3 separate regions of the Homo sapiens genome follow, and all the other regions are linked to region 1. The links are chromatin loops, found by intact Hi-C in ENCODE. Cell type or tissue: PC-3. All regions are shown on one strand.

Evidence for each region. Hi-C counts contacts between places; a loop is a spot of excess contacts. Peaks named below come from ENCODE experiments on the same cell type or tissue, not always from the same donor. Only the 100,000 strongest peaks of a DNase experiment are listed, where the experiment ranks them.
Region 2: it touches region 1 in a loop (5-fold over the local background); 28 of 110 quality-filtered maps call a loop at or near these places.
Region 3: a loop joins it to region 1, with 8 times the contacts of the local background. A loop is called at or near these places in 78 of 110 quality-filtered maps.

What each region holds. Positions count from the first base shown.
Region 1 is chr6:138,407,724-138,415,723 of GRCh38, forward strand. It overlaps HEBP2 (heme binding protein 2), which reads left to right. Exons shown (of 4, transcript NM_014320.3): 4 at 5,157-8,000. The coding sequence ends at 5,355. Among named protein-coding and RNA genes, the nearest start is that of HEBP2, 7.5 kb to the left of the region's middle. In PC-3, no CTCF peak of the experiment used is centred here; a DNase peak (open chromatin) is centred at 3,748; H3K27ac peaks cover 2,456 bases.
Region 2 is chr6:138,283,731-138,291,730 of GRCh38, forward strand. ARFGEF3 (ARFGEF family member 3) reads left to right here. Exons shown (of 34, transcript NM_020340.5): 15 at 2,216-2,323; 16 at 2,971-3,186; 17 at 3,344-3,454; 18 at 6,088-6,238. Among named protein-coding and RNA genes, the nearest start is that of PBOV1, 69 kb to the left of the region's middle. RefSeq lists an enhancer at 3,218-3,717. In PC-3, CTCF peaks have their summits at 2,255, 3,692 (motif pointing left), 3,892 and 6,235 (motif pointing right); a DNase peak (open chromatin) is centred at 5,151.
Region 3 is chr6:138,111,949-138,119,948 of GRCh38, forward strand. No RefSeq gene overlaps it. Among named protein-coding and RNA genes, the nearest start is that of PERP, 8.5 kb to the left of the region's middle. In PC-3, CTCF peaks have their summits at 2,124 and 4,104 (motif pointing right); a DNase peak (open chromatin) is centred at 4,133.

The DNA of each region.
Region 1 (8,000 bases):
CTGGGCAGCTCCATCCTTCAAGGTGGAGGTAGCCACACCCCCACAGCTCATGTACTGACAGAGGTCGGCACCACATGGATGCTGCTGAGGTTAACTGCCTGTGCCTTCCGGAGGGACAGACATCACAGCCCAGGCCACACCTCAGCCCACTGGAGCTGAACCTGGGGCATCCAAGGAGGGCTGCACTGGAATGCAGGAAACAGATTGGTGAGGCAGTGCTAGGCAGTGAGTTCCAAGGCCCCCCAGGTGCCCAAAGACCCTCCTTTGAAATTGTTCTGCCCTCCCCAGGCACTGAAACTTGGCATGTGATGGGAGAGGCAGCTCATAATTTCTAAAATGCCTTTGGCATCGTTCTTCCATTATGCTGGAGAATAGGTCCTGGTTTCTGTTTAGATGGCAGTTCCACATTCATCTCCTTATCAAAGGGTTGCTTGGCCTTACCCTTGTTCTCTCTTGAACAAGCTTTCTCATTTCTTTTAATGTAGATAGGCTAAGAATTTTCCAGATGTTTAAGTTCTGCTTCCCTTTTGATTAAAAATTTACTCTTTAAATTCTCTCTTCTTGTATTTTACTATCAAGAGAAGCGAAGCCACATCTTCCATTCACATTTTGCTTAGAAAATGTTCAGCCAAATATCCTATTTCATAACTCACAAGTTGTACTGTCCACATTACACTGGGACACAAACACAGTTTCTTTGCCATGTCATGACAAGGGTCACCTTTCCTCCAAGTTCCAACAAATGTTCCTCATTTCCATCCGAGACCTTATGAGAATGGCCTTTACCGCAAATCACCATGATCTGGTATGACTCCCACTCTCTCCTTAGACTGCCGTTGCCATCCTCAGCAGTGCCTCTGTATCTGCCACGTGGTTACTGTCCTCTCCCACATGACCCTTACAGCAGTCATGTGTGGACGAATCTGTTCCCTTAATACTTGCTTATCCTTTAACTTTCAGAGTGTCACTCTCTTGTCATTTCTCCTGTCCCATTTCTTTACCTCCGTTGGCTCCTCAGCTCCCTACCCTAGGATCACTGTCGATGCCTGTTTTAGACCCTCATTTCATAGCCGACTTGTTCTGGGCAATCCATTCATATTGCTTCAACTCCCTCAGTCGAATGATTCTCCCATCTATTAAGTGTCTCCAGATCTGATTTCCCTACTTGTTGGACATCTCTCTTTGGGGTTGGGGGAATCAAACTCAACAACCCTAAAAATGAGCCTTTGCCCAATTCCCACATCTCTGATCTTATAGTGCCTGTCTCAGTTGAGGGCCTCATCAGCCAGATAGGCTCCTCTTTTTTTTTTTCTTTTTTTCTGAGACAGGGTCTCGCTCTGTTGTCCAGGCTGGAGTACAGTGGCATGATCATAGCTCACTGCAGCCTGGAACATCTGGGCTCAAGGGATCCTCCCACTTCAGCCTCCTGAGTAGCATGTGCCACCACCATGCCCAGCTAATTTATTATTTTTTGTAGGGACAGGATCTCACTATGTTGCCCAGGCTCGTCTTGAACTCCTGGGCTCAAGCAGTCTACTTATCTCAGCCTCCCAAAGCATTGGGTTTACAAGCATGAGCCACCATGCACAGTCAAGACAGCTTCCTGAGCAAGGAATTTACAGTCACCATCAGCACAATGTTCCTGACAATTGATTGTCAAATCTGGCCCATTCACCTCAAAAATGATTCAGGGTTTTGTTCCCTCCTCTCTATCACCATTGTGACTTACTCGGGTCTTCCTCTTCTAGGGACCGCACTAAGTCATCTTTGTGTACCCCAGTTCTTGGCACAAGCCTGACATTCCCAATAGATACTGGGATGTTGATTGATCTTAACTGAATTATTTCTTGACTATTTCACTTCAGTAGCCTGCAAGCCGTCTTCCCTGCCACCAGTCTTTTCCTTTCCTCTTCCACACTGGAACTGTCATCTTTCTTACCACAATGACAAAAGCCCAAAATCTCCGTTGGATTCCTCTTGCCTCCCCAGGGAAGCTCAGATTGTTCACACGGTGCACAGTGCCACATATGACCTGGCCCAGCCCTGTCTCAGCAGCTCCCCTTCCCACCACTTGGGCTTCTCACCCTTCATGTAACATGCCATGTTCTTCCACATCTTGTTACCTTTGACCTCAGGCACGTTAGTCCACTTTTCCTTGCTAAAATTTCCCTGTTTTAAAATGCGTGTGATCATAATACTTACTATCTCATAGGGTTGCCATGAAGATCGGATGAGTTAATTTATGTAAAACACTTGGAACATGAGCATCAAGCATTCCTAGCTCTAGTACTCTCTTTTTCCTCTTCCTGGAGAGCCCATTGCCACCCTACAGGACAAATGACACCTTTTCTGTGATGCCTTCTTCAATTTCTCCACCTAGCTAGGTACTCTGTCCTGGGGCCCTTCTATTCTTCTTCTTCTAAGTAATAGTGGCTTATTTATAGACGGAAATTTCTTCAAGAATATGACAGCATGTTACTATGTCCATATATTCCAGCCCCTGGCAAGGCAGGCACGTGGGGGTGAGGGAGGCAAGCACCATATATGTTGTCTGTGTTCTGAATAAAACAGTGAATAGATCATTGTGAAACAACACACAGTCAGAGAACAAAAGCTTATTTCTAATTAGAGGGTTCAGTATTTGATTTTAAGGGAAAATGAATTTGAAAACAAATTCCTTTTAGGCAGAACATGCTAAGCATTGGTTATTCATCAAGGAAATAAATAATACATTTAAGAGCCAAAATGTTTCTTTCTTTTTTTTTTTTTTTTTCTGAGATGGAGTTTCACTCTTGTTGCGCAAGCTGGAATACAATGGCGCAATCTCAGCTCACTGCAATGTCCGCCTCCCAGGTTCAAAGTGATTCATCTGCCTCAACCTCCCGAGTAGCTGGGATTACAGTCACCCCTCCTCACTATGCCTGGCTAATTTTTATATTTTTAGTAGAGACGGGGTTTCACCATCTTGGCCAGGCTGGTCTGGAACTCCTGACCTCAGGTGATCCACCCGCCTTGGCTTCTCAAAGTGTTGAGACTACAGGCGTGAGCCACCATGCCTGGCCCAAAATGTTTCTTAACCCATGGTTCAGAATTATATTCAATCGACATGAAAATGATAGAATGGAAGAGTTATATCAACTCACCTGCAGTGTTTTATTTTGCATACATGTGCATGCAGAGATTCCTACACTTGACAGGATTAAAAGGGAACTGCATGCCAGGAATGGTTCTGGGTGCTGGGTAGACATTGTTATATAAAGCAGACATGGTTTGTACCCTTAAAAGAGATGACACCTCAGCTGAAGCGTGGTAGGATTGATTTTTTGCACTGGCACATTGATAACAGAACTTATACCAAAGAAGGCATATTAGGAAAAGTTTTGTTTCTCAGTGTTTCTTATTCTTAACCCTCAAAATCAAATTCATCATGCTTGCATGTCAGCAGCTCAGCTAGGTCAGTGCTGTCATGATTTAATCTCAGGATGTTTTTGTTTATATACTGTAGAATGTATACTTAAACTTTTATTCTCTTTTCCCACTTTTTGTTTTAATCTTTTGACTGTCTTTTCTTCCACTTCCCCACAGCAGCCTCCTGACTGGATCCTTCCTCACCAGTCTATTATATGTCTGCCTATATTCTAATCCAGATCTTATCAAGTTGCACATTTCAGCTCAACATCCTTGGAAATAACCTCAAAAGGCCTTAGGCTAATGCACAGGGTTCTTCCTTCTAGTTCTGACTCACCTTCCTGACCTCATTTTATGCCTCACTATGAAAACACTTGGTATTTTTAGATTTATGGTCTCTTTCCTATCACTCCCCTTTCTTTGTTCAGCAAAACCATCCTCCATTCAGGCCCAACTCAGATGATTCTCCTTACCCCAGATTTAATCAGGTCCTCAACGCTCCCACAACACTTTGATCCTGTCCCTGTTTAAAACCCTTCTCAGAGGCCGGGCGTGGTGGCTTATGCCTATAATCCCATTGCTTTGGGAGGCCAAGGCAGGTGGATCACTCGAGCTCAGGAGTTTGAGACCAGCCTAGGTAACACAGTAAGACCCTGTCTCTACAGGTTTTTTAAAAAATTAGTCCGATGTGCACCTGTGGTTCCAGCAACTTGGGAGGCTGAGGTGGGAGGACTGCTTGAGCCCAGGAGGTCAAGGATGCTCTGCCACCATATTCCAGCCTGGGCAACAGACAGAGTGAGACTCTGTCTCAAAAAAACAAACAAACAAAAAAACCTCAGGATGTATAGAGAGAGCTGCCAGAACGTTGATCTCTTCCATTGGATCATAAATTCAGAGAGGTGAAAACTGTATCATATTCATCTGTAATCCAGTGTTTATTCTTTTCCTTAGGAGAGGGAAAAAGGGGCAATGTGCAAGTGAAAATCGAGTCTGGAAAAGGGGCTTCTACAGGGGTGTTGGTGTAGTTCTCTGATCAGCAGCACCGGCATGGATGTGGGAGCTCGGAGGAAATACACTCTCAGGCCCCACCCCAGACCTGAATCTGCATCGTAGCAAAATCCCCAGGTGACCTGTATGCACGTTAAAGGTTTGAGAAGCACAGGGTAGAGCACTTGAGATTGTGTAGGTTCCAAATCCACCTGTCAACAGATGGAAGGAGGGGATGCATCCTCCTGGGTTTCCTCAGTGCTTCTGAGGTCACATGGAGACTGGGAATCACAGGCAGGAGTGGTCAGTTCATCTGCTGAGAGGGAGTAGCTTTTTTTATTTTTATTTTTTGAGAAAGAGTCTTGCACTCTGTCGCCCAGGCTGGAGTGCAGTGGCGTGATCTTGGCTCACTGCAACCTCCACCTCCCAGGTTCAAGCGATTCTCCTGCTTCAGCCTCCCAAGTAACTGGGACTACAGGCATCCGCCACCACATCTGGCTAAGTTTTGTATTTTTATTAGAGATGGGGTTTTACCATGTTGGCCAGGCTGGTCTTGAACTCCTGACCTCAAGTGATCCGCCCACCTTGGCCTCCCAAAGTCCTGGGATTACAGGTGTGAGCCACCTCGCCTGGCCGAGAGGGAGTAACTTTGGAGCTGCACTTCACTCAGCATTCACGGTACTAGCGCCCGCTTTTTGCTTCAGACTGACATTCACATCAGTATTAAAATCATTCACGGTTATTTCCTTTCTCCTTTGTAGGTCTTTCGATGGATTTTCTAGTGCCCAAAAGAATCAAGAACAACTTTTGACATTAGCAAGCATTTTAAGGGAAGATGGAAAAGTTTTCGATGAGAAGGTTTACTACACTGCAGGCTACAACAGTCCTGTCAAATTGCTTAATAGAAATAATGAAGTGTGGTTGATTCAAAAAAATGAACCCACCAAAGAAAACGAATGAGAAAAATGAAAGGAAGTTCTGCTGTCAGAGGCAAAACATCTGTTTATCATAGACATCAACATGACCTATAAGTAAAGTGCGTGTCTAGTGTCTTCTATTGAGAGTACTACTATTAATTAAGCTTATTTCCAATGTGCCTTTTTAATGCTTGAAGTTTTATCTACATACACAGGTAACAGAGGACAGTAGTCTGTAAACATATAAATCGGTCATAACTATCGTGGTCTTTATTTCTGTGAGGATCTAGGGAAATTTCATGTCACTTCCCTCCTTCACTGCATCACAATCATATTCCCTTTTTTTTTTCTTGGATTTGTGTCAGTTGGATGATATCCCCTCCAGATAGTATCAATAAAATGTTAAAATTATTTATCTTGTGTGGAACCCCTAGGCTGTCAGGCCCGGAGAGGTGAAATTCAGCTGGACACAAAAATCAAATTGTCTTTTGTGGCTGCCACCATTACATTCTCTGTTGTATGTATTACTTTCCCTCCTGCATCCTCCCACTGCCCCACTGCACAAGAATACTCCATGTAACTCCATTTAAATGTAATGAATTCATTCCTTTCTTTCTGGTCTCCACTTAACCCCCTAAAAATCTTGCTTTTTCCCCTAAACATTTCCCTGAACTGTCACGTATTTTCATTCATTCTTTAACTCATTGTAGGGAGTCCCTGCTATGTTCCAAGCACTCTGCTAAGGACTGGGAGGTGGTGGTAAGAAAACCTGTGTCCCAAGCCCCTCATCACTGACTTCCTCTTCACTAACTCCAACAACATCTTTCCACCTCCTTAACTATTTCATTCACCCTCCCACTGTGAACACCACAGACAAGGCCCCTGGCCTCATGGAGTTTACATTCTAGAGGGTGAGGGAGTTCAACACAAATAAGATGCTTGAAATTGGCAAGTGTGATGAAGAACAGAATAGGGCAGTGGGGTAGAGTGTGGTTAGGTAGGGTGTGGTGGACATCACATAAGGTGGTCAGCAAAGGCCTCTCAAGAGACAGTTGAGACTTGAATGACGAGGATGAGTCAGATGAAAGCCAGGGGCAGAGGTGAGGGGAGCATCTTGGGCAGAGGTGACAGTGTTAAAGGGAGAGGCCACGTTCAGTACCCAGAACAAAAAGCTGCACACACTGCTTGCTGAGCAAGAGAGCACTGCTCTTGTAGGGCACGGTCTCTCGGATAAAGAAAACTGCGGACCTTATGCAGGGTTTTAGGAAGGATTAACAGACTTTCAAAAGCATTTAGGAGTCGAGGGAGCTTTAGTTGTGGGGATGCAGTTACCAGAGTGAGGCCGCTGCTGATTAGCATGATTTAGAAGCCTAGTTTGGAGGTGAGGTTACTGATGGGAAATTGTCATTGATTGTTTCTGGTACTTAATTGCTACTGTGGCCAAAGGATGGTCAGTTTTATTCAGGATTTGAAGTGGTGGCAGACAACGTGAGGTGTGCCACTCAAATTCACCTTCAAGAAAGTACCAGCCGCCCAGCTGTGAGGGGTGTGGTTCGCCGACAGTCTCCCCGTTACCGTCTTCAGGGTCCACGCCAGATTTCAAGATAAGGACACACTATTCTGTGGGAGAGAGGGACCTAGTCTACAACTGAGCAAGGCAGTGGTAGCTGACAGCATGCTTTTTTCTGGCAATTCCCAGCCAATAACTGAGCAAGGTGGTGGTATAAGACCTAGCCATTTAGGCCAGGTGCAGTGGCTCACAGCTGTAATTCCAGCACTTTGGGAGGCTAAGGTGGGAGGATTGCTTGAGCCCAGAAGTTCAAGACGAGTCATGGCAACCTAGTGAGACTGTCTGTCCAAAAAATAAAAAATTAGCCAAGCGTGGTGGCACACGCCTGTATTCCTAGCTCCTGAGGTGAAAGGATTGCTTGAGCTCGGGAGGCGGAGGTTGCAGTGAGTCCTGATCATGCCACTGCACTCCAGCCTGGGTGACAGAGCAAGATCCTGTCTCAGAAAGAAAAAAAAAAGTCCTAGTCATTTCTACCAACTCGAAAGCCCTCTAATAAGCAGTCTCTGCTCTGGAGCTTTTTGGTGGGCTGCTAGAGACTTTGTTAGATCCTACCGTTCCTCTGCTCAATCCTGCTTTTCCCTTTTCCTTTCAGAGATGTCACTTCACCAGTTTTGTACTCCTAACTCCATCTCAGCCTAAAATTGGCACAATTGGTACCAGTGGCCCACGAACGTAGGTGGTAAGACAGCATTTGCAGGCTGAGTGACTCACTGTCTGGCTGGCTCGGAGGCCCCCATCCCTGGTGGATAGGTGGCACAGACAGTCCCTGGCACAAGAAGGCTGTCCAGTGATGAAGACTTCAGATGAAATGGCATGCTGGTGCAGGGGAACGCAATGACTGGTGGGTGATTTGGGTGTCTCAAATATGGGAAGGGTGGATAAAAGAGACAAGGACAGTGGGCTTCCATGGTTATTGCTGAGTTGGATTGACGTCCTGCAAGTGGATAATGAAAAGCTGAGGTCAATTAACAAACAAAACTAAGTGTGAGCCGCAGAGTCTCTGTGGTAGCTTGCCAACAATCCTCATCTCATGCTGTAGCCAAGCAGAGCAAGCTGAAGGCCAAGCACAGGATTTGATGGTAAAAGTAGCTAACAGCCAACAAATACTCAACCAAGCC
Region 2 (8,000 bases), 120 kb before region 1:
CAGACCTTTACCTAGCACATAGAAAACATTCATTATACTTTGATAAATGAAAATTTCTGGCAAATATCATTAGGCCATTTGACCAGACGTCAAATTAATTTCAGAGAAACCAGTCTGTTTCCACCTTAGCAGCCATATAGATTTCGTCCCTGTTTTGGTTCTGATAGTTGCTGAGGAGTCTCCAGGCTTTTTGTAATTTCTGTAAGAATCAAAGATACAGTGGAACACCATGCAAATAAGTCTCATCCTCTTGGGGTGAGGGTGAAGTCCTAAACTCGGAATTAATACTAATAATTACAGGCAGTGGCTCACACCTGTAACCCCAGCACTTTGGAAGGCAGAGGCGGGAGGATCACTTAAGGTCAGGAGTTAGAGGCCAGCTTGGCCTTCGTGGTGAAACCCCGTCTCTATTAAAAATACAAAAATTAGCTAGGTGTGGTGGCACATACCTGTAATCCCAGCTATCCAGGAGGCTGAGGTATGAGAATCGCTTGAACCTGGGAGGTGGAAGTTGCAGTGAGCTGAGATTGTGCCACTGTACCCCAGCCTGGGTGACAGAGTGAGACCCCGTCTCAAAAACAAACAAACAAAAACAAACAAAAAACCCACAACTACCCTCCTTTCTCATCCCCTCCCTGTGTTGCATTCAGCTATGTTAGTTGCATCCAAGTATGTATATTTCAACTCCATAGTCACTTTTCCAGTGATTACTTCCTTTATACTGAGGAACTTGGGGCCTTGGCGAGCCTGACTCAGGGCTACAAGGCTGCTTAATTCAGAGCCAAGACTAAAGCTTAGCCTTCTCAACCCAACTCCAGTCCTTTCCTCGCCATAACGTTAAAGAGTGGTTTGTTGAGCTAATTCTGTAGAAAAGAATTTGTTTCAACAAAAACTTAAACAGGATAACTGAGGATCCAGTATAGAGCTGGAATGGTATAGAGAGGCCTGGATGGGAGTCAGAAGATATGAATACTAATTATTTCTGTCATCAGCCTCATGGCCTTGAACCATTTACCTACTTTAAACATGGTCATGCATCCTTTAGCAAGGACAGGAACATGTTCTGAGAAATGCATTGTTAGGCAATTTTGTCATTATGTGACCATCATAGAGTGTACTTACACACCTAGGCTAGATGGTATAGCCTATTGCTCCAAGGCTACATACCTGCACCGTGTGTATTGAATACTGTAAGCAGCTGTCATAACAGAGTAGTATTTGTGTATCTAAACATAGAAAAGGTGCAATAAAAGTATGCTATTATAATCTTATGGGACCAATGTCTTATATGCAGTTCATGGTTGACCAAAACATCATTTTGTGGTGCAGGACTCTGTCTCTTCCTCTGTGAAATAAAAATAATACTGACCTACTTACCTAATTTTAGCTGTTTCGATGATCAAGTGAAAAAATGTTTTGTGAAAACACTTTGAAAATTATAAGGTATTATTGGCAGGGCACGGTGGCTCACGCCTGTAATCCCAGCACTTTGGGAGGCCGAGGCAGGCAGATCACAAGGTCAGGAGATCGAGACCATCCTGGCTAACACGGTGAAACCCCTGTACAAAAAATTAGCCGGGCATGGTGGTGGGCACCTGTAGTCCCAGCTACTCGGGAGGCTGAGGCAGGAGAATGGCGTGAACCCAGGAGGCGGAACTTGCAGCAGTGAGCCGAGATCACGCCACTGCACTCCAGCCTGGGCGACAGAGTGAGACTCCCGTCTCAAAAAAAAAAAAAAAAAATTATAAGGTATTATTTATTGCACTTTGCAATCTGACTATGTGATGATCTGACCAAAGAGGCTTATTCTCCTCTTAATTCATGTAAGGAAGCTCTGAAACTAAAGTTCACATCTGGGTAACCTGTACATATAAAATTTGGGAATAATCCATGGTTCTGAATAAAAAGAGTATTTAAGATCAAAATATTCTAAATCAATAGATTTTCTAACAGAGAAATAATAATTTATAATGTACATCTATTTTTAAATAAAGATAGGCAACAATGTAACAGAAGAATAAATACTCCAAAGTGAAATAAAACTAGACTGAGGGAATAAAGTAAAATTTATGATAGTCTCATTAAAGGTTGCTACATGCTTGAAACATAAAAGATACAAGGGATATTTGTTAAAAATGAATATTGTGGTGGCCATTTGCTTGTTTTTGACTGGAGTGTTTTATTTAGGGAAAACTTCTTTCTTTTTCCTTGACAGATATTGACGGCTTAGAGAGCAGTGCCATTGGTGGCCAGCTGATGGCCTCGGCTGCTACAGAGTCTCCTTTCGCCCAGAGCAGGAGAATTGATGACTCCACAGTGGCAGGTAATGACTTGGGTCTTGAGTTTATGAACATCCATACACTGCATGTGTTACCAGCAATTACATTGTTATGTGGTGACTTGAATCAGGATTTTGTCTTGGTTAGAAAAAGTAATTGGGCCGGGCCCGGTGGCTCACGCCTGTAATCCCAGCACTTTGGGAGGCCGAGGCGGGCAGATCACGAGGTCAGGAGATCCAGACCATCCTGGCTAACACGGTGAAACCACGTCTCTACTAAAAATACAAAAAATTAGCCGGGTGTGGTGGTGGGCACCTGTAGTCCCAGCTACTCAGGAGGCTGAGGCAAGAGAATGGCATGAACCCGGGAGGCGGAGCTTTCAGTGAGCCGAGATTGTGCCACTGCACTCCAGCCTGGGTGACAGAACGAGACTCCGTCTCAAAAAAAAAAAAAAAAAGAAAAAGAAAAAGTAATTGATGGAAGTTACTTAGCATCATTCAGCTGATAATGCAACATTTATTATTTATAAGAACAAAGTGAAACATAATCCCATATAATCCATTGTTATATTTCCTGTTGTAGAATTGCATGCAACTGAGTACTGCTCATTTGATAGCAAGAGAATGTGATGTCATTCATTGCCAGGTTGTTTTTGTCTCTAGAAAATGACACACACCCCTCCATGTTCCAGGCGTGGCATTTGCTCGCTATATTCTGGTGGGCTGCTGGAAGAACTTGATCGATACTTTATCAACCCCACTGACTGGTCGAATGGCGGGGAGCTCCAAAGGGCTGGCCTTCATTCTGGGAGCTGAAGGCATCAAAGAGCAGAACCAGAAGGAGCGGGACGCCATCTGCATGAGCCTCGACGGGCTGCGGAAAGCCGCACGGCTGAGCTGCGCTCTAGGTACCAGCGGGAGTAGTGTTCCCTGGCCGTGGTCCTGCAGAACTCACTGGGAATGACCCAGCAGGGTGGGGCAGGGGGACCCTTTAGAAGGGGTTCTGCTAGGTGAATGGTTAGAGGATATACTCAGTCAAGAAGTCATTGTGTGTCTCCTCTGAAGGCGTTGCTGCTAACTGCGCCTCAGCCCTTGCCCAGATGGCAGCTGCCTCCTGTGTCCAAGAAGAAAAAGAAGAGAGGGAGGCCCAAGAACCCAGTGATGCCATCACACAAGGTAACAACTGGAGGGCCAGAACCCACCTGGTGCCTTGGGTGCAGTATGCACACACCTGCACAGGCCTACACACGCCAGCCAACACTCGTGCCTGTTCTGTGTGTGATGCCCGGTATGTATACACCACTGATCACGAGATCCCATTGAGCCACAGGCTTGGGTCTCTTCCATGTAGGTGACCTACAGAAGATCTCTCTGGAGAATGAGAGACATACTGACCCCTGGTGGCAAGGAAAGTGCAGCAGGCCCAGGGGGACCCACCTGGCTGAACTGTTCACACCTGTCATCTAGTCACTGGCTTTGGCACTTCACACAAGTGCACACTTGAAGACCCTTCGGGTTATAGTGGGGAAGGCAGATTGGCCAGTTTTCTAAAGGGGAAATTAAGCAGACGAAGAAAATTCATGAGGGGAGGCTCAGGAAGAAGAGGCTCTTATCAGAGAAAAATCTGAGCTTTGTGAACTCGAGAAATGGCTGATTTTTAACTTGATGAAATCAGTGAGTCGGTGAAGCTGATGATTATCTGGATCTAAGGGAAAAGAATGACCATCCTGGTAGCAACAGAAGATACAAGGCAGGCAGCAAACAAAAGGAAAAATGCCAGCTTGGTCCAAATTGTGTAACTACTATCAGATATGTACAGTAACAAGTCACTGAGTCAGCTGTACATTTTTAGCTGAGAAACACAATTTAGGTCCGTGTTTCTCAGACTTGAATAAAATTTAGAGACCCATTTGAAAACAAAATCGCTCTCACAGATCCCCAGCGTTAACTGAAAAAGGAGTCTCACAATTTTACTTAAGTATTTTACAACCATGAACTACATAAAAATCCTTACATTCACAGTTCTTTAAAAAAAAAACCACAAAACCAAGACCACGATATTCAGATTAAAAACAAATAAAAAATAAGATTAAGGCCGGGCACAGTGGCTTACGCCTGTAATCCCAGTACTTTGAGAGGTCGAGGAAAGCGGATCACTTGAGCCCAGGAGTTCAAGACCAGCCTGGGCAACATAGCAAAACCCTGTCTCTACTAAAAATACAGAAATTAGCCAGGCATGGTGGCATGTGCCTGTAGTCCCAGCTACTCGGGAGGCTGAGGTGGGAGGATCACCTGAGCCTGGGGAGGTTCAGGCTGCAGTGAGCAATAATCATTCCATTGCACTCTAGCCTGGGTGACAGAGTGAGACCCTATCTCAAAAAAATAGATAAAACAGCCAGGCGCAGTGGCTTACACTTGTAATCCCAGCACTTTGGGAGGCTAAGGTGGGCGGATCATTTGAGGTCAGGAGTTTGAGACCAGCCTGGCCAACATGGTGAAAGAAACCCCGTCTCTACTAAAAAATACAAAAATTAGCTGGGCGTGGTGGTGGGTGCCTGTAATCCCAGCTACTTCAGAGGCTGAGGCAGGACAATTGCTTGAACCTGGGAGAGGTTGCAGTGAACCAAGATGAAGCCACTGCACTCCAGCCTGGGTAACAGAGTGAGACACCATCTCAAATAAATAAATAAAATTAGTATCACATTTATGAGACAAATGATGTTTTGCTAAAAATCACTTTGCTCCTTACATTAGGAGATGGTTTGGATTCCTTTGAGGTTGGCTTGCTATATTTCTGGGTTCTGGACCATCACTTAGTTATCCTACCACATGCAATGACTTGAAACCTTTGTTCAAGGAGGACACTGTGGTTTGGCCTTGCCTTAGCATTTTGCATTACTGACATCTGAAGTCACCTTCTGCATTCTTTCTCATTAGTCATCTACAATTTTTTTTTTCTTTTGAGACCGAGTTTCACTCTTGTTGCCCAGGCTGGAGAGCAATGGCACCATCTCGGCTTACTGCAATCTCCGCCTCCCAGGTTCAAGCTATTCTCCTGCCCCAGCCTCCTGAGTAGCTGGGATTACAGGCATGTGCCACCATGCCCGGCTAATTTTGTATTTTCAGTAGAGACAGAGTTTCTCCATGTTGTTCAGGCTGGTCTCGAACTCCCAACCTCTGGTGATCCACCTGCCTTGGCCTCCCAATGTGCTGGGATTACAGATGTGAGCCACCACACCCAGGCTACAATTTTTTAAAGTATTATTTGGAGCTCACAAATACAAACTCAAGGGATGAAATGAAATTGGTCATTTTCAGTGATAGAGCAGTCATTCTGGTGCTCAAAATATACGTAAATAAGTTGTTTTAGAGATGATGATCATAATGAGAGCCTAACATTACAATAATCTCAGAGAAAACTTGCAGAAAGCCAGGAATTCTTCCATTTGACCAATTTTTGGGAAGGGTGAAAGGTCTGGGCCCAGATGGTTTTAGCTGGAATTGGCTCATGAAACCCATCCACACTGCTGTGCCTGACCCAGAGCCCATGAAAGGGCCTGGAAGGAATGGCACCTGCCAGCTCAGGATCCATCCCACTTCTGGAGCTGGAGAGCTGGGGCCACCAGCACGTGGGACCTGCTGGCTGGGTGGTTTGCATGATGGTCCGCAAGGACCTACTGTGGAGGTGCTTGCTGCCACTGAAGTCTGTCCTTTCCCTTTTGCCCTTGCATGACACACATTCTTTCATTTTCATTCTTTCTGTCTCCCTTACTCAACCTGTTATTTTAATAAATGTCTTTCTGGCACAGTGAAACTAAAAGTGGAGCAGAAACTGGAGCAGATTGGGAAGGTGCAGGGGGTGTGGCTGCACACTGCCCACGTCTTGTGCATGGAGGCCATCCTCAGCGTAGGCCTGGAGATGGGAAGCCACAACCCGGACTGCTGGCCACACGTGTTCAGGTGCATGACGGGCTCCCACCCCCAGATGGCACTAACCCTGCCTTGGGAAACCTGGAGTGGGCTGTGGCAGGTGGAGAGGGGTGGCCTTAAGAGCCTGCCAGCATGTAAATCAATTATAACAATTCACAGAGTTTGATTAAACTTCAAATGAGACGTGAAAAGAGAAGAGGGAATAAGGGCCCAACTGAATGTATGTTTTGAAGAACAGGGGACAGAACTGGGTCTGAGGAATTGTGACTTTTCTATTGACATTTTTATGAGAGAAGGAAGGAAGAAAAACCAATTAAATAATTGATTGAGATGACTAAGTGAATACTGTGCAAATCTAAAACTGGTCATGTCTCCTCAATATTACATTGCTATATGTTTATCAATGTCCTCTTTACTTAAAGAAGGATTTCAGATAGCTTATTTGCATACATAAAATACAAGATACCTACTTTTAATTTAGCTAGACTGAAACAAAACAAAACAAAACAAAAAATCGTACACCTCTGCCAAAGACAGGCCAAAAATTTAGCTCTAAGCATTGTAGCATCAAAGTGAAAAGAAACTCCCAGTGAGTTATATAGTGCACAGTGCCTGTAAGATGAAAACCAGCAATAGCTCCAGAGTCCAAGTCCTCTTACAACTAAGACTGAAAGCACGTCTCCCCAAGCATTGCATCAGGACAGACCCAGTACCGTGGAAGGAGCACTGCCCATGGAACAGGGCGGGGGCTGGCCACACTGTTCCTTCTCCTTCTCTGCAGCACATGCCTCACACTCACTCCAAACCCAGGTCTAGGCAGAGCAGGCATGGGGCAAGAGTGGCCAGGGCAATGGCCAATGGCCCAGGGCACCAGCCAGAGCTGGGTTCAGTTTCACGTCTTCAAAGCAAATATAGCCATGAGTGTTTGTTGAGCAAAATGGTTCTATTATGAAGGCTGCTGACCTGCTGCTCTTTATTGCTCTAACAAGAAAAGAAAAGAAAAAAGAAAATAAAAAGGCTCTCCTGGTACACAAGCAGCGGGTAAGGGATTGAAAAATTCCTTGATTCTAGAACATCAGAGTGGATTATCCATGATGCTCTTTACCAGTAAACAGACTTACTCCGAGATGAGGGACCTTGCGAACCATCTTCGTCCCAGGTTCTGTTGGGAACAAACCATTTAGGAGTTGGCAGTTGTAGCACATGTGGTGACCCTTCTCTGTGTCTGCCATAATTCGGTGACTGCCCTCCCACCCGGCCGCCACCCACCCCACCCAGACTTGAGTTATGTGGCGCCGTCGGGACCAGGCAGGACGTGGCTGGGCAGAACCCACTGTGGCTAGTTGGCCTCTCCGTCATAGGTATAGCCATTCTGGGATCCCATCGTAGGGAAACGCTTCCCAACTCCTAATCAGAGCACTATATGGAGGGAAAGAGGGTGCCTGGGGAAAAATGGCTCAAACAGCAGGAGGGCAGATAAGCCAGTAAGCCGGATGAGGCAGGGGGACTGGATGAACTGGGCTTCATTGCCCGTCTTTCTCCCAGCCTGGGGTGGGAGAACCCAAATAATCCTTTACCCATTTCAAGGCTGTCTGGTCCAACTCAAATACTACTAATAATAATGCTGTGTGACATGAGAACACAGGAGGGAAGGACTGACTGTCATCACAGGAAAGAGGAAAGCTGGGGAGCTTGCAGAGCTGGCTGCATTTCCTTTGTCTGGCACTGTGGGGTTTATGGAGCTGCCGGGGTGAGCTGCAGCGCCTAACAGCTGCTTGTCTGTGCTCTTTCT
Region 3 (8,000 bases), 300 kb before region 1:
GGAGACTTTTAGAAATGCAAATCTAAGGAGGGTAATACCTTTAGCCAGATTGCAAACTGCTGGCAAATCAATTCAGTGTTCTGTAACGCAATATATTATCATGTTTTTTTTCCATCATATATCAATTCAGTGATAACTTTCAATGCAAAAATATTATTGGAATACCAAATAAAAGCATTGCATTTTTTATGGCAGAGCCAGTTATTTTATACAAATTAATATGACTTTTGAAGTTACACAGTTTCCTTCTTTTAGAGTAAGTTAGATCCTACAAACTGCTGCAGTTCCTTGCTTCAGGACAATTGTGTGTGTGTTAAAGGCAGCTCTACTTTATTCTGGGGTTCCTCTAAAGCAAGATAAAGACCCCTGGATAAAAGACTTAAAATTCTGCCTTGAGGAAATTCAACATGCTAATACCAGTTTCAGGTTAAAATCATTTTTCAAATATTAAGTCTTTCCATAAATAATGGAACTGTCGGCTGAACGTGATGGCTCGTGCCTGTAGTCCCAGTACTTTGGGAGGCATAGGCAGGCAGATTGCTTGAGCCCAGAAGTTTGAAAACAGCCTGGGCAACATGGCAAAACCCCATCTCTATAAAAAAATACAAAAACTAGCCAGGCAGGGTGTTATACACTACTTGGGAGGCTGAGGTGGGAGGGCCGCTTGACCCCCGGAGGTTAAGGCAGCAGTGAGCCGAGAATTTCACCACTATACTCCAGTCTGTGCAACAGAGTGAGACCCTGTCTCAAAAAAAAAAAAAGAAAAGAAAAAAGAACTGTAAATGTAAACATTAATTCTGTACAAACTGTCCTAGTAAACAAAGCAGTAGCATTCTTTCCTAACAAGACTGCTTGAACACAAAACTTACAGGCATTTTGGTTTAGTTGTGTTCCTAAAACAGCTAAAGACACTCTGCAGGAAAACACTTAAAGGCTGATCATTTAAAGGGTCAATGATTCAAACAGCTGATTTCAAAATAAATGGTCATAGTATTGTCCCAAGAGATTCATTTCTCCATCTACTGCTGTGAGAGGTGGTTCTATAAGAGGGACTAGGCCCTACTTGTAGCCACTCCACTGTCTCTCTTTCAACCTCCCCTCCACACGGGTGTGTATGTGCACAAATGTGTGTACACATGCACCCCTGCATATACACACACAGAGTAACTGACTTCATTTGGTGTCTGTCATTAAGAAGACACGGTTTCCCTCCTAGCAGTGCACGATGCAGAACAAGCCGTGATCAGAACATCAGGCAACCTGAGTTCTAGTTCCCACTGACCCTGTGTCTCCCTGCTTGATCTCTCTTCTCCTCTGCTCATACAAACTTTTAATTATCTCCACTCTGTCACCTCCTATTCCTTCCTCAGCCTTCAGTAATCTCTCTTCACTTCAGTGGAGAGATGGAGAAAGTTTTAACCATCAGGCCGGGCGTGGTGGCTCACACCTGTAATCCCAGCACTTTGGGAGGCTGAGACGGGTGGATCACCTGAGGTCAGGAGTTCGAGACTGGCCTGGCCAATATGATGAAAACCCGTCTCTACTAAAAATACAAAAATTAACCAGGCATGGTGGCGGGTGCTTGCAATCCCAGCTACTTGGGAGGCTGAGGCAGAAGAATTGCTGGAACCCAGGAGGCGGAGGTTGCAGTGAGCCAAGATTATGATACTGCACTCCAGCCTGGGTGACAGAGTGAGACTCTATTTAAAAAAAAAAAAAAAGTTTAACAATCAACTTCCTGAAGAAAAGAAAAAAGTATTGATTTATAACATTTACCAATTTTCATGGTGTAAATATTGCCCCTATGGCTGATTTCAAGCTATTAGGATGGTGCAAAAGTTATTGCGGTTTTTCCCTTTTTTTTTTTTTTTTTTAATGACAAAACCCGCAACTAAGTTTGTGCCAACCTAATACCAACTTGATGCCACTGAACAGAGTTAGGAAGAAATATGCATAATGAGCTGTCTAAGCTAGTAGGAACACACCACTAAGGGTGCCAGGGCCCCAGACACTGAGCACTGAAGGCTGTCTCTCAATAGGATACATGGGAAATGGATGCTGTCTCCTCCTACAGGCTGGCAGCTTCTACACCCACCCTGTTGGGTGATAGAGGATCTGTCCGAGAGTGAGACCTATATTCCCCATATTCTACTGAACCTGCTATCACAAAGGTCACTGGTTAGTTCAGATTTGCAAAACTCAATGGATATCACTTTTCTCTTTGTTGTACTAGACAATCTGATGTCTTCCTCCACAAAATTCGGCTCTCTTGGAACCTATAAAAATATTAAATCCCATTGATCAAAGACCACCCAGAACACACCAATAGTCAAATAAAATTAAACTCATTAACTTGCTGCAGCAAGGGAGGTTGCACACCATGGGGAACTCTGGGGATGTCTTGGTTAGGATGTCTCCTCACACAGGAGGGGTGAGATTGAGGCTGATGTTAGGTGATCTTGGTGAGGGCTCAAGAGGTGGATGTTTTATTCTGAGATCTCTCATGCCTGGAAGAGGGGTATCTTGTTTTGTGGGTCCATGGTGTTTTGTTTTTCCCATGTTGAGATCTGATTAGGGAGTGGTCTACTTTTTGTCTTGCTCCATCACAATTACAGAGTGACCCTGTCTAATGCTGCTATTGTGTGAAACTATTTATGTTCAGCATAGGATTCTTATAGCCTAGCTACAGTTTCCCAAGCCAACTAGCCGCTGCCAGGGATTTTTTTTTTCCTTTCTTGCTGGTTCTCCATCCCTTCCCTTTCTCCTTAACACGCTAGTCTCTCTCTGCCCTCGCCACCTGCCAGTATTGTATTCTCTAGAATTCCTTCTAAACATTTTCACCATTCTGCTTGTCCTTCTAAACATGTTCTTTGTGTTACATCATCAACTTTTGTGATTTCAACCCCTGCCTGTGTACTCATGGCTTGCAAATATATACCTTTAGCTCACACCTTTCCTTTATGCTTCAAAGTTTTATATCCAACTTCCAGCCAGATGGCACCACCCGGGTCCTCACTCAAACACTTTAACCTCAACCAGTGCAGAGTTCAAACTGCCCTTTCTTCTTCTAAACCAGCATCTTCTTTCTGTAGCCTCTGCAGCACCTCCATCATCTTGATCACCAACATTAAAACTCCAAGACCATCCTTGACTCTTTATCTCTCACTCTATATTTAGTAATTTAGAAATGAGCCGCCTACTCTACCTCCTAAATATTTCTGCCATCCAGGCTCTCTGCTCCATCCCAATGCTCCTCCCCTAGCTCATTGTTTTACTGCTGCAGCTGCCCCCTAACTGAGCCCCCACCCTCTCCGAAGCCCACCTCCTACAAGATCACTAAAAGGACAGCTAAACGTGAATCTGCCCCTGACACTCCATGCGTCGCTCACTGGTTCTCCATCACGTCTTTGATTAAGTCTGAGCTTCCTGAAAGTGACATATGAAACCCACCCCTTCCCCATGATCTGGTGTCTGTTTGCCTCTCCAGCTGCACCTGTCACTTCTGCTTGCCTTACACTTCCCACTGTTTTCGCTTCTCAGATACACGATGCTATTCTTGCTTTTCTCTTGATGCTATTTATGGAATACCTTTCCTCCCAGTCCCCTCCCTATTTACTTCCTGCTGGTCTTTTAAGATCAGCTTCAGACCACATCCCCCAAGAAATCGTCCCTGAATCCTGGCCTATGCCCTCTGTCACCTCCTCCAAACTAATGTAACTACGTGCTCTTCCTCAGTGCTCCCAAACCCTGGAAGCATGTGGACTAATCACACTGTTCCGAGTCATCTCTTTTATGTCCCTATTGGGCCGTGAGCTCCTTGAGGAAAGGGACCTGATTTTATTCGTCTTTATGCCCCCAGCACCTGTCATAATGCAGGTGTTACATAATTGCTTGATAAATGTGTGAATAAATGATTGGTTTTGTCAACAACCACTCGTGAAACTTGGCTTCTCTGAACTTCTGCGTAGTCATCTATCTGTTGAGATGGTTAAAAAATGAACCACAAGGAAATGAATCGCTCGAAAATGCTGTGGAAGTAGAGATAAATGAAAAACTTCTGAGAATCAAAATTGAAAAGGAAGTATTTCTTTGGAACACTAGATGGCAGTAGCACATCATATTTCAGCATAGCATTCGCTGTGCATTCAGCTGTCCTAACGCGTGGCCATGTCTGCGGGCTACAAGAGCAGAGAAAAAGGCACGTCACTTTTGGGCCTGGAGCAATCAGCATAATTTTTTTTTTTTTTTTTTTTGAGACAGGGTCTCACTTTCTTACCCAGGCTGGAGTGCAGTGGTGCAATCACGGCTGACTGCAGTGACTGCAGCCTCGACCTCCTAGGGCTCAAGTGATCCTCCCTTCTCAGCCTCCTGAGTAGCTGGGACTACAGGTGTGCACCACCACGTCCTGCTAATTTTTATATTTTTTTTGTAGAGACTGGGTTTTTCCATGTTGCCAGAGCTGTTTTTGAACTCCTGAGCTCAAGGGAGTTCAGCCTCAGCCTCCCTGGGATTACAGGTGTAAGGCTCCACAACTGGCCAAGTCAACATAATTATTAGGAGTCAGAAGTTAAGGGTGGTTTCAGACGCATTTGCTCTCTGTGACTTAATTCTAACTAAATTCCAGTTTTAACCTCCTCCCTGGAACCAGTGTGGCAGCATTCCAAAAGGAATTGTTGACAGCCTTTCAGTGAATGGGAGCAAAGAGCATTTGTTTAGCAAGAAGCATTTGTTTAAAACCACGTTCTAAGAATACCCTAAGCTACTTTACAAATAATGTATTTTTGAATTCTCATAACTAACTGTGAGTTAGATGCTGTCAGGCCCATTTTACAGATGAAAACACTGAGACTAAGTAAATTAGCTTGGTAAATAAGGGGATTCAAACTCCGACCTGCTTGCCACAATATGTGCAACCTATCACGTTGATGTCATATTCTCTTAATTGAGCTAAAAGCTGTGACTTAAGCATAGCATTTGGAACAAACAAGTAGATGGAGTTAATGAGTTGTCAGTATAGACATATACTGTCTACTGAAAATAGTTAAATTATCAACACCAGTCCCAAGCTTGAAAGTCACTAGGTAAGTGGAGAGTGAAATGCTGAGCTCAAACAATGTCATCTGCAGCCCAGAAATATAGTTAGAAATAACAAAGGCTAACGTTAATTGAACGCTTCAAGGCACGTGGCACTATTCTAAGATACGTATTAATTTCTTTAATTTCAGATTCATCTGGTGAGGTAGGTACAATGATTACACCTACTTTGCAGATAAGGATACAGAGCCACAGATCATTTAAATTACTTGTTTAAGGCTACTCAACAGGTCAGTGTTAGAGCCCAGACCAACCCTCTGGCTCTAAGGCCTCAGCACCTAACCACCACACAATTAGTTATAGTAATAATAATAATGGCAATCAGCCCTTATATAGTGTGACGTGCCGGTCTCTGTTTTAATCACACATTAATTTCTCTTATCCTTACAACTTCTCTATGAGGTTTGTACAAGTATTGCTTCTACGTTACAGATGAGGAAACTGAGGCATGGGGAAGCTAAATGAGTTTTCCTGGATAGCACAGCTAGTAAGTGGCAGAACTGGGCCGCACGCCCAGATCTTTACAAAGCTGCGCAATTAACTTCTAAAACTTTCCATTTCAATGTGCATATTCTTAAATTTATTGGAACACATTTGAAATTTGTAGAGCATACCCAGTTGTCTGCATGTATTTTAAGACTCTACTTATCTCTCCAAACCAATTCCAGACTACTCATTCTTTCTCACACATATGCAGTCTCTCTCGTTACAGTATAAAAATTATTATTATGCTTCTGGGTCTATCACAAAAATGCCGGTTGTACATCCCAGGGTTATTTCAGCCTGGAAAATTTCCAATAAATATTCAGCTCAGGCCTAAATTATTCATGCCCTTAAAATATACTTTTTACAAATATTCTCACCAGACAGGGGGAAGGGAATGAGAAAACACAGGCCCACACTGAGCTGAGCTGTGTTTAAAATTACCTGGACTTGTTTCTTGAACAAGTTGAAGGAGCCATCAATGTTTGTGGGGCTTTTTGTATTTAAAAGTCACACATTTCAGTCTGTTTCTTATATTGACATTTTGTTTCATTTGGAGCTTTAGAAACATGTTTGCATCTCTCAGTGAGTCCCTTCCTGGAAATAAGGCCACCTTAGCCCAGCCCATAATAACCTCTCAGAGACCACTTGGCCTTGTCTCCTGCCTGTACACAGGTCTTTGTCTTATCCCCAAACAGATCTGAAACACCTCGAAGCAGAGGTTTCCACTCCTCTGCATTCCTACAATGTCCACTTCAACGGCCAGGATCAATATTCCTTCATTTCAAGAAATAGAACTGATCTTAGCACTTTGGGAGGCTGAGTTGGGCAGATCCTGAGGTCAAGAGTTCGAAACCAGCCCCAACATGGTGAAACGCTGTATCTACTAAAAATACAAAAAAAACAAAAAATTAGCCAGGTGTGGTGGCGTGCACCTGTAGTCCCAGCTACTTGGGAGGCTGAGGCAGGAGAATCGCTTGAACCTGGGAGGTGGGGGTTGTAGTGAGCTGAAATCGTACCACTACACTCCAGCCTGGGTGACAGAGCAAGAGCACTCCAGCCTGGGTGACAGAGCAAGACTCTGCCTCAAAAAAAATTAAAAAGAAAATAAAAAAGAGATAGAACTGCCACATAATAAAGAGGTTTGCTATGTGGATAGAGATGAGAATGAGAAAAATGTTCTCTTTTTTTTCTGGTTTTCTTTTTTTTTAACTTTTATTTTCAAGTTCCAGGTACATGTGCAGGTTTGTTACATAGGTAAACGTATGTCATGGGGGTTTGTTGCACAGATTATTTCATCACCCAGGTATTAAGCCTAGTACCCGTTGGTTGTTTTTCCTGATCCTCTTTCTTCTCCCATGGCTCCACTCTCTGATAGACTCCAGTGTGTATTGCTTCCCTCTGTGTGTCCATGTGTTCTCATCACGTAGCTCCCACTTATAAGTGAGAACATACAATATTTGGTTTTCTGTTCCTGCATTAGTTTGCTAAGGCAAATGGCCTCCAGCTCCATCTGTGTTCTTGTAAAGAACATGATCTTGTTCCTTTTTATGGCTGCAGAGTATTCCATGGTCTATACGTTCCACACTTTCTTTATCCAGTCTACCATTGATGGGCATTTAGCTTCATTCCATGTCTTTGCTAGTGTGCATAGTGTTGCGATGAACATATGTGTGCATGTGTCTTTATGACAGAATGACTTATATTCCTTTGGGTATATACCAGTGATATGGTTTGGCTGTGTCCCCACCCAAATCTCTTCTTGAGTTCCCACATGTTGGGGGAGGGACCTGGTGGGAGGTAATTGAATCATGGGGGTGGGTCTTTTCTGTGCTGTTCTTGTGCTAGTGAATAAGTCTCACGAGATCTGATGGTTTTTAAAATGGGAGTTTCTCTGCACAAGCTCTCTCTTTGCCTGCCACCATCCATGTAAGATGTGACTTGCTCCTCCTTGCCTTCCACCATGATTGTGAGGCCTCACCAGCCATGTGGAATGGTAAGTCTATTAAATCTCTTTCTTTTGTAAATTGCCCAATCTTGGCTATGTCTTTATCAGCAGCATGAAAACAGAACTAATACACCCAGCAATGGGATTGCTGAGTCAAATGGTATTTCTTTCTTTAGGTCTTTAGGAATCGCCAGAGTCTTCCACAATGGTTGAACTAATTTACATTCTTCCCAACGGAGTAAAGCATTCCTTTTTCTCCACAACCTAGCCAGCATGTTATTTTTTGACTTTTTCATAATAGCCATTCTGTCTGGTGTGAGATGATATTTCACTGTGGTTTAATTTGCACTGCTCTAATGATCAGTGATGTTGAGCTACCTTTCATATACTTGTTGGCCACATGCATGTCATGTCCCTTTGCCCACTTTTTAATGGGGTTGTTTGTTTTTCCTTGTAAATTTGTTTAAGTTCCTTA